Linked DNA regions of Homo sapiens: region 1 is linked to region 2. A link is an interaction called in ENCODE POLR2A ChIA-PET data of the cell type or tissue named here. Cell type or tissue: GM12878. All regions are shown on one strand. Links, peaks and the distances in the headings refer to the core of each region. The heading gives the core; the rest is flanking DNA. Region 1 has its middle 110 kb from the start of LINC00626. Region 2 overlaps LINC00970 (long intergenic non-protein coding RNA 970).

What was found. ChIA-PET counts read pairs that join two places held together with the same protein. Peaks named below come from ENCODE experiments on the same cell type or tissue, not always from the same donor. Only the 100,000 strongest peaks of a DNase experiment are listed, where the experiment ranks them.
Region 1: POLR2A ChIA-PET joins it to region 2 with 10 read pairs; 2 of 35 experiments call an interaction of 5 or more read pairs at or near these places.

Annotation. Positions count from the first base shown.
Region 1 is chr1:168,897,920-168,903,420 of GRCh38, forward strand. It overlaps the pseudogene SUMO1P2. Among named protein-coding and RNA genes, the nearest start is that of LINC00626, 110 kb to the left of the region's middle. In GM12878, for the core only: no CTCF peak of the experiment used is centred there; no DNase peak of the experiment used is centred there.
Region 2 is chr1:169,009,794-169,015,028 of GRCh38, forward strand. All of the region lies in intron 3 of LINC00970 (long intergenic non-protein coding RNA 970), which reads right to left. Among named protein-coding and RNA genes, the nearest start is that of LINC00970, 75 kb to the right of the region's middle. RefSeq lists enhancers at 2,725-2,794, 2,905-3,014. In GM12878, for the core only: no CTCF peak of the experiment used is centred there; DNase peaks (open chromatin) are centred at 168, 2,518 and 2,808; H3K27ac peaks cover 958 bases.

The DNA of each region.
Region 1 (5,501 bases), core at 268-5,267, 110 kb before region 2:
CTGAGACTCAAGTCAGCCCAATCCTATTACTCTACAGTAGCTCTTACAGATCCTTACCATTTTTTAGAAGCCACCTACCTACCACCCTCTCCATTATTCTTGGATGCCACAGCTCTCACCTACCGCATAGAGGCTTCTTGACTGCACCCTGCCCCTTCCCTCATGCCTTTAGAAACACTGCATAGCAGTGACCCCTGGGTGAAGCCCCTGTCACCTATGTAAGATCAGGAGGCAAAACCTTCAACTGATGACTTGGAGGATAAGAAGGAATGAGAATATGTTAAACTCAAAGTCATTGGACAGGATAGCAGCGAGATTCACTTCAAAGTGAAAATGACAACACATCTCAAGAAACTCAAAGAATCATACTGTCAAAGGCAGGGAGTTCCAATGAATTCACTCAGATTTGTCTTTGAAGATCAGAGAATTGCTGCTACTCATACTATAAAAGAACTGGGAATGGAGTAAGAAGATGTGATTGAAGTTTATCATGAGCAAATGAGGTCATTCAGTAGTTTAGGTATTCTTTTATTTGTTTTTCTTTTCCCTCAATCATTTTTTTATTTTTAAAATAGTTCTTTTGTAATGTGGTGCTCAAAATGGAATTGAAAACTGGCACTCCATCTCTTTAAAACATCTGGTAATTTGAATTCTAGTGCTCATTATTCATTATCATTTGCTTTCATTGTGCTGATTTTTGGTGATCAAGCCTCAGTTCCCTTCGTATTGCCCTCTCCTTTTTAAAAATTACATGTGTGCACAGAGAGACCACCTTTTTTAGGACTATGCATTTTCAGGCTTGTAGCAATAAGTAAGATCGACCAAGGCAAGTGTTTGTAAAGACTTCCCAATTGGCCCTAAAGTTCTAGCATGTGATTGCTTCACTCCTGGACTGTGACTTTCACTGGGAGATGTAAGCTTTTCAGAGAACTGAACTGTGGAAAAATGACCTTTCCTTAACTTGAAGATAGCTTTAAAATTAGAGTCTAGACCAAAAGAAGAGGAATAGCATATTGGAGTCAAGATGACAGATAAGGTGAGAGTAATGACTAACTCCAAAGATGGCTTCACTGAAAAGAATGCATTTTAAGATCTAAAAAATAAAAATCTTGTCAGAAGATTCCATCATCCTGAATCATAAATCAGACAATGTGACTCTCTTCCTGTCCTCAAGATCCTTCAACATAGCCATTGGAGGAGTATGATTATTTTTTAGTTATTGAAGGATTGTAAGGTAAAATAAAAGATGAATGGATGAAAATGGCTAGAATTTTAACATTGAATAATAAAATCCAAACTCGTTTGACAGTATACAAAGACATTTTTGAGCTCTTTGTCAACTTTCCCAATTATATCTCTCCACTTAGTCTTCATATTCTATGCCCCAGCCAGACTGAAATATTTGCAATTCCAAGAAAGTTCCACATGCCATCTTTGCCCCGTGCTGCTGCTCAGGTGAGTCTCTGTGTCTCCTGCTTAGTTTTTAGTTTTATTTATTAATAACCTTCCAAAAAAAAAAAGTCAATTAGTTTTCCCAAAGCTACGTGATCCCTCAAGAACCATGTGCATTTTTATATTACTTATCATATGGCATAATATTCTTCTACTCATTTGTCTGTCTCACCAAGTAAATGTTCCTTGTGAAAATACATCAGGCTTTACATCTTATATCTCTTTCATCTTTGAATCCATCACCAGCACCTAGCATAGTACCTGGTTAAAAGAGACTATCCAAAGAGTTGAAAAAAGAAAGAACAGGTAGATTATTCAAAATATTTGTATTTCTGTTTCAGTTATTTATTGTTGTTATAAGCCATCCTAAAATTTAGTGGCTCAAAAGAGCAATTTATTATTATCTCTTAAAGTTCTGTTAGGTTAACTGGGTTGAGCTGAGTCGTTCTTGCTCAGAGTCTCCCAAGTAGGTGCTAACAGATGGTGGCTGGGGTTGGAACCATTTGAAGGCCCAAATGAGTTTTATGGTCAAGATAGCTATACCATATGGCCAGTTATTGATTGGAAGTTCTGCTGAGACTGTCTCCTGAAGCTTCTATATGTGGTCTTTGGATGTGACTTGAATTTCTCACAGTATGACTGAAGTGTTTCAAGAGCATCCCAAGAGGAATGTTCCATGTGGCCCAGGGGAAAGGTGCAAGGTTTCTTATGACCTAGGCTTGGGAGTGCTGTAATATCATTTCTGCTTGATTGTATTGGTCAAACAAAAACTGAAGATCAGTCCAGATGTCCAGATAACAGGGGAGGGAAATTAGACTTCACCTCTTGATTTGGCAATTGTGCATATGTGCAGGGAAACAAGACACTGATGGTGGCCATCTTTGGAAACAAACTATCATAATTTGGAATGACAATTTTAAACAAGACATTAAAATGTGCTACTATCCAAGACCTTTTCCTCCATTTGGCTATTTCACTCTTGAGAAGTATTTCCACTTATGGGATAAACAGGATTATGTGAAAAGATTATCAATGAAGTACCTATCATTTCATCTATTCTATAAAAAGTTTGAACCTGAAGGTTAAAATAAGATTAGGAAATGACTTACGTGTTTCCATTGTCGTTTCACTCTTAGATGGCCCTTATAAACATTTGAGAACTGATGATAATACAAACCAGCCAATCCTCAATTTTTCTCCTTTTGACTTTACAATTCTATCATTTTGATCTAAAAGATTAAATTCAGAAAACACATTTCTTTTAGAATATTAATTCCTGTATAACTGGAACTTTTTCCTTTCTATAGTTTAAAATTACCTTCACTGCTGCCAAAAGGTGAACAAGTATCTATTGACTATGACAACAAAATAATACAGTGCTCTAGTAGTGACAGAATTATGTATTTAATGTCATTTATTTTTCATTTGGGAGTGAATTATCTAGTAGCCAGTGAACACTTCTCTGGTATAGAACATAGCTATTTAATTTTAAGATGAAAAGTAAAGAATCCATCATCCACTGAATGAGAACATATTAACACTTGGCTGTAGGATGGGACTAGATAGAAATGTGTTGCAATTGTAAAGGGAGAAGAAATAACATTTAAAACAGTCACTCTTTTCTTCTAAAAGAAATGGCCTAATTCAATATCAATTAATCTGTATAGTGCTTACTTTCCTTTATGCCAGAGAAGCGAAAGAAGAGAAAGAAAATTTCAAAGTTTCTGCAATTCTTCAGTGCCACTGAAATGTGAGATGGGAGTTGGTGGCTCATGCTAAGCAGACACCGAAGAGTCCATGGACAGGAGAGCACGAAGAAGAAAGATGAAGGTTCTGCCTATCACACGAGGACAGGGATCCCTCTCTTCAGCAAAGTGTCCCACAACTTGGGTAGCACCTGGTCATCTTTCATGCTTTGTCTCATCCCTTACTTTCCAAAATCCTCTTCAGCTTCTCTCTTCTGTGTTAATAGGGTGGAGACGTGGACAATGTAGAAAAGGATGTGTATCAAGGGAGGGGGCAAATAATGGGCTGTGTGAAACCCCTCCATCATCTCAAGCTTTCAGCAAAGTCTACCACACAAGCAAATGTCTTGTGTGAGTGAAGTTCTCAGGGGTAAAGAGACTGTGTTTCACATCTTGGACAATATGGTGCAGAAACAGCATTTGAGGAACAGCATATGCAGCAAGAAATGTTAAGGGGCATGTAAATATCATACCAATCACCACTTATTCCCTCCCTCCATCCTCCCTCTCAAAAGTACTTTTGGAAAGATTGGGAGGGATTCAAGGCTACTACAGCTTACAGGTTAGGGTTGAAATAAATCTCATTTTAATCTCAATAAGCAGGACAACTCAATCTACATGTAGCCTACAGTTTTTATTTAGATCTAGTTCTCTTAGGCTTTGTATTCCTAGAAGGCAGAGATTTGGGGATAATTTGCCTCTGATTCCCCATGCTTTGCTTACTAAAATGTATATACATGCTAAATGATGTTGTAGTTGCTAGAAGGAAGGAAGGAAGGAAGGAAGAAGGGAAGGAAGAGGAAGGAAGGAAGGAAGGATTTTATAGATTCTTTAAATAACTAGACAGAGAGTTTTTACTCCAAAGAGCAATTTTGAGCTCCAAGATACTAATTTATAAAAGATAAAAATAAGCGTGAAAAAAGTTTTCTATAAGTTACCGATGACAAATTTTAATTTTTAATTATACCAGGGGAAAGAAATGTCAGAGGCTCTTTTTAGTTAGGCAAGTTACCAAAGACATAGGTTATGAATAAATATTAATTGGTCTAGAGCTAAAATAAATTAGGTTAAGATAATTCTAAAAATGTTTATGTTAACAAAGACTCCAAACTAAAGCCCATCATGTTTATGCAACATTTATGCAAATATTTACAGCCTTTTCAATAGATAGTTTACTCCTGTGATATTGGAGTTTGTAAAATAATATTTTGCATGCAAATTATTTTATAGTTGGTTTATATAAACAGATTGGGGTTGGCTTGGTATAGCACTTGGGCTTATCTGTAGAGCAGCTATTAGAGCTATATACGGTTTTTGCTATCATCCAAGAACGTTACCTTCAATTAGTGAACGATATGACCCCAGTGGGATGCCATCTACTCAGGAGCATTGTAAAGCACTTTTAGATTTGACAATGGCCCCATAGAACTCACTCAATAGGATGGGCTGTACTTTAAACTCATAAAGCTCAAGGAAGAGAACACAGCTTCCTTGCGTTGAATCAATGGAGACAGCAGGTGCCAAAAGAAATTCAAGACTCAATGTACACATGAAATTTTTAATAGCATTACTTTCTATAAGGACAATAATGCTAAAGAATGAGTCAAGGCGGCCGGACGCGGTGGCTCACGCCTGTAATCCCAGCACTTTGGGAGGCTGAGGCGGGCGGATCACGAGGTCAGGAGATCGAGACCATCCTGGCTAACACGGTGAAACCCCGTCTCTACTAAAAATGCAAAAAAAATTAGCCAGGCGTGGTAGCAGGCGCCTGTAGTCCCAGCTACTCAGGAGGCTGAGGCAGGAGAATGGCGTGAACCCGGGAGGCGGAGCTTGCAGTGAGCCGAGATAGCGCCACTGCAGTCCAGCCTGGGCGAAAGAGCGAGACTCTGTCTCAAAAAAATAAAAAATAAAAAAAAATGTTTAAAAGAATGAGTCAAGGCAAGGTCATCCTTATGAAGATATCAAAACTACCCGCTCCAGATTAGTCTCTGTAAAATCACTTTTTTAAAAAGTTTATAACCGATATAGTTAATACCCCTCTTTCTTGAGTGCCTCAAAATTCTGCTTTTGATTCAGAAGACTTCTATGTCAGAGTTGCTTGTGTTAAGCTGCCCCATTTATTTTTCCTCAGCTATACTATATATTCCATCTCTTTCTGTGCTCTTAGACCCCAACTATTCTCTATTTCTCTAGATCATACCCAACCTTCAAAGAAGGTCCAGTCTCCCAGTCACCTCCTTATACTTTTCTCCAACACTGCCACCCTTAAGTGATTATTCCCACCTCCCAGTACCCATAACTGTC
Region 2 (5,235 bases), core at 1-5,000:
GTGTTTGGGGATCCCCTCTCTGGTTCTTTCCCTTTCAGAATTTTTTCACTATCTTTAGTGTTTATGGTTTCCTGACTTCACTTTTTTACTCCTCAGGCCTGAAAGATTGCAAGTTGGTCATATGTGCTGCTGGTACATGGGCACTGGACTTAGTCCCAGTCAAAAGCCCTGAGACAGGAACTTATTTGTTCCTGTCTTATATAACATATTTGTTCTATAGTCTTCCCTCTCCAAGCACATCTGAACACCAGAGTCTGTATGCTCCTTATGGCCAGGTTTTGCAGTGGTTTTCTGCATGGATAGAAGAAGTGTGGGGTAGTCATTCAGTAGGGTTTTAGTTCATCATACCTGGAAATAGAGCCCAATTTTGTTTTAGAATGTCAACATTTATGATAGGCTGGGAATTATATCTTCTGCCAACATTTAGACTAATGAAGAAAAGGTTTAGATATCAATTTTGTAATGTATATAAAGGTACTTTTTGTTCAGAATTACCTGAGGCGTATTATATCAGAAACCTCTTATGGGCCATTTCAGATCCTCTCAGCCTCTCTCAACTCTTGGTCCAGCTACCATTACCAGCTCTGCCTGGGTTCTGACCAATTTCATACAGGTGAAATCTGACAGTGTTTCATTGTGTGACTGTAACCAAGTGCCTCTTGCATCCCATCTTGTTGACAACAAGGCATGGGAATGTCGTAGGACCCAAGATGGAGCCCACATATGCATGATCCAGATTTGGGGGAAGTTAATTCTCTGTAGGACGAAACTTTGACAGATTTGAAATGGAAGCCAGTAAATAAAGTTACTTTCTCCCCTGAGAACCACTGTCCTACAATGCAGTCATCTGACTTTGCAGAGCCAGTCCAACAGAAGCAAGCAAGCAATTGTCCTTAGTAGAAGCCAACTGAATAATGCATTGACTTGTTGGTTTCCCATCTTCCCTGGCTCACACTCTTTTTCCAACACTCTTTTTTCCTCAGGATGACAACTGATATAGTAGCAGTACAGAAGCCCTTTGCCTCAGGTTCTCTTTTCTGGGACACCCAGGTTAAAAGAGAAGTACAAGAATTCCACTGCTGTCCTATGGACACAGATTCAATAACCCACTTATCACATCTGATTCCTTGTCTGCTGACCTCTCCTGGGCACTGTGACCTATGGTAATTTAACCAGCCCAGGCTTGCACTTCTGTCGAAACTCACTCAAGTTTCAATGATCCACTTTGTTCCTCAGGAGGGATTTGATATCCAACCTGTGACTTTGCAGGAAACAGAATATATTCCAGGCCCAGAATTGCTAGAAGGACTACTCCCTAAAGAAATAGTAGACCCTGGAACTCTGACACTTCAGTCTTTCTTTTTTCTCCTTTTCAAAAGTGTTCCACTTCTATCTTACTTATGGGGCAAAGAATAAAGCAACTCTGGTAAACATACCAAAAAAGGCAGCTGGCATTCAAACTACACCTTCCATCAGACAAGCTCTTCTTAATACTTCAGCAATTTTCTGTTCTTGATCGTGTGAGTTTAAATAGCTATGTTCAGCTATCATGTTGATGGGACAAAGAAAAGGACTAGAACCAATGAGTGAACACTAAGCAGAAGCAAACTGTACCCCAGTATAAAGAAAAACTTCCTAACAATTGGTGGAGTTAAACTAGTAGAGCACACAGAATGACTGCCCTACAGAAGAGTAAAAGCCCTGTCTCTGGAGGTCTCAGTGCAGAGGCTATATAACCACCTGTTTGAAACATTGATGTTCAAGTTTGAGCCCCTAGCAATTCTAATTCTATAGTTTGAAATTGCCTGAGAATTTGCATTTCAGCAAGTTTCCAGGTGATGCTAACAATGCTGGTTCAAGGACCACACTTTGAGAACTACTGTTGGGATGTTCTGTAAGGTAACCCCCAAACTGAGAGACAGGAGAGAGTAACCATTAAGACAAAAAGCTTTAAAGTCAAATTAGACCTGGGTTTGAATCTCAGTTTGGTCATATACTAGCTGTGGAATTAGGCATGCTATTAACCCTCCCTAAGCCTGCTTCCTCATCTGTATAATTTGAATATAGACACAACTTACTTCATAGGGGAATAAGGTGGGGAACAAATATATCCAAATCAAGGTAGCCATTAATATTAGCCTTCGTCACCTGCAAGGAGCCATAATGTGCCCTCATACGTGGCAATCATTATCTAATTATCATCACCCTAGGAATAAAGGACCTTTCCTTTTCAGGGTAAGAACACCCATATCCAAAGTAGAAGCAGGACCACCAATCCACAGCAAGAATCTATACCACATATGCCAAGAAATAATATTGGGCAGCATTACTTTCCCAGGAACATTATATTAGCAAGTAAACATCACCACAATTAAACTAACTTTCTGGAGAACCATGGCTTCTTCTTTGCTAGCTAATACCATAACCAAAAATCACCTCTCTACTCAAGAAAGTCAATATTAGCCACTAAAAAGGAATCATTGTAACCAAACGGGGTTTTCTAAAAAAAAAAAAAAAAAAAAAAATTATGTACTATATCAAGATACTGCACAAACCAAAATTTTCCTTTGCAGCGGAATAATTCAATGAAATCATTCTACATTTGACATCACTGGGCATTCCAGGCAGTCCTGGGAGCCTAAACACATCTCTTTTCACTGTAGAGGAAAACTTCAACAAATTGAATTTTTCAATCATATCCTTTAAGTGTCTTTGTCTACTAAATTTCCATGCCAGTCTTTCGAAGCAGGAGAAGTGAATTGAAGATTCATTTCCCACACAAGTGTCTCATCAACAGCATGAAGGCAATCCCCTGTGAACCCAAAGAGGTCATTTGACTCATATTCTAGGTTTCAATAAACCAGAGCATTTGGAGAGGTAAGGCCTCAAGGGACATAGAAAACAAAAATGAAAAACAAAAGCTGGCTCCATAAAAAATAAGACCGAGCAATACAGGTCAACTCTTACCTTACAGTTTCTTGCTGAAGCACACAGACTGGAATTCTTCTCTTCCATGGAGTCCTCCCCATTCCTGTGGGGTTCTGGCAGCTGACAGAAGCCTTCTCCAAGACATTATCTCCAGGGAGATGGAGAAGGTTCTGGGAACTATTAATGCCTGAGAGACTGACTCCTGCTACTTTCAAAGGCAATTCGGCCAAGAACAGGGAAATCCGGCATCCATTGATCAAACACTGCTTGTGCACTAACCATTTGTCAGACATGATGGCAGGAACCTGTGATCTGAGGAGGAAACAGTCCCTGGCCCTGCCTTCAGGAGGCCCAATTATGCATAGAAGCTTCTAAAGCACATTTGGTTCCCAGAGGCATCAGTTAGGGAGATGGAGGGTTCTGTGTGTCTTTTTAGAAGATACTGGGAAGCCTGAGAGGTGACCTCCCAGGCTCCACACAGCTCTCTCACTGATTTCCAGCACAACAGAGGTAAAAACAGCAGCAATAGCCACTCCAGTTTCTCCCTTAGGGCCTTGAAGAACGACAGCTACCTGGAGATTTCTCTTCAGGTGGCACCTAAGGTGGAGCCGCCCAGCCCTGCACATCCTAGGGAACTAGTCACCTAGGAGACAGCATGAAAGGGGCCAGCAAATTGGGTCTTTAATAACCTGTGGGTATTTCCACTTCACAAAACTTAGAGGCCAGAGGAGCAAGTGAACATAATATCTCACATATATCTAACACTGTGTACTTTACCAAAGGCCTCTGTGCCCAACTAAAGAAATATTTATGAAGCATTTAACAGAAGTCAAGTAATGTGCTGGCACTTTCGGATCTATTACTTTGTTATAAATTTGATACTCACCCTGTTGGCTAATTATTGTCAGAACTGAATCAGAGAAATTATGAGTTTGATACAAGTTCAAATTTCTCAAAAGTGGCAGCAGAATTAAATATTCTGGCTCTATTAAATCTCCTTTGTTCATTGTGTTGCCTCCAAGCCCCTTGCCCACAGGCGGCCTAAGAGGTGAACATCGCTTTAGAGTAAATGTCATTAATAGTTTGAATCTCATACTACAGCCTGAAGAAATGGTGAGGGGAGCTAACATTGACTAAGCACCTCGTGTGTGCTGAGCCCTTTCATATGCTACCTGCCATGGGCTGAACTGTGAGCCCTCCATCTCTGTACGTGGACGCTCTGATGCCCAGTAACTGGGAATGTGACTGTATTTGGAGATGGGGCCTTTAAAGAAGTAATTAAGTAAAATGCAGCCATATGGGTGGGCCCTAATCCAATATGACTGGTGTCCTTATAAGATTAGGACATAGACAACACACAGTCCGAGGAGCAGCCATGTGAGGACACAGTGAGAAAGTGGACTTATGCAACCTGAGGAGAGAGGCCTCAGAAGACATCACACCTGCCAACACTTTGTTTCTTGGGCTCCCAGCCCCCAGAACTATGAGAATATAAATTTCTGTTGCTGAAGCCACCCAGTCTGTGGTATTTTGTTATGGTAGCCCTGGCAAACGAATATATTACGTCATTTTATTTTTATAGTATCTCTATAAAAATAGGCATAATGTCCATGTTCAAGATGATTGACCAGAAGCTTAGAAAGGTAAAGTAACTTTACAAAGGTCACAGAGCCAGGAAACAGGAAAGCCAAAACCTAATTCTAAATTCTCTTTTTTTACACCCTACCTGGCCTCTCAGACCACACTCCATTCTAGCCCAGAAACTTCCCCTGTGCCTTATTCCAAAACCCCTGGCATAGACATTCCCCTGAGAATGTCAACATTCCCAGAGAGCATCACACAGGAGCCTGTGCCGAGAATTTCGAAGACTCTAGACTGGGCAGGCTGCTTGAGTAAGATGAGATGCCATGCTAACTGCAATATTTCTAGAAAGGCAAGGAGGAGACAGACTTCTCAGCCCTTCTTTGAACCACAGGCTTTTAAGTTAAGGAATTTCTCACGTCTTTCTTTTGAGGAGAGTTTACCACATTTTCTGGGTTCATAAGACTCAACTGATAATTGTGATTTTTAGCTGGAAAATCTCCCAGATAGCTCTTTGCATATCTGCTTGCTACCTAATCAACATTAGTATGGCTGCTGAAAATACTCAATTTGCAAGTTACATGATCCAAATGTGCAAAATAATAACGATAATAACTTTCTTTACTCTTCTGTAACTCAACTTCTGTTTTATGCACCAATTCTGCCTATTGGCAGAAACTTGATCACGTCCCCTGAGGTAAAAACACTGGTCACTTCAAATTTAAA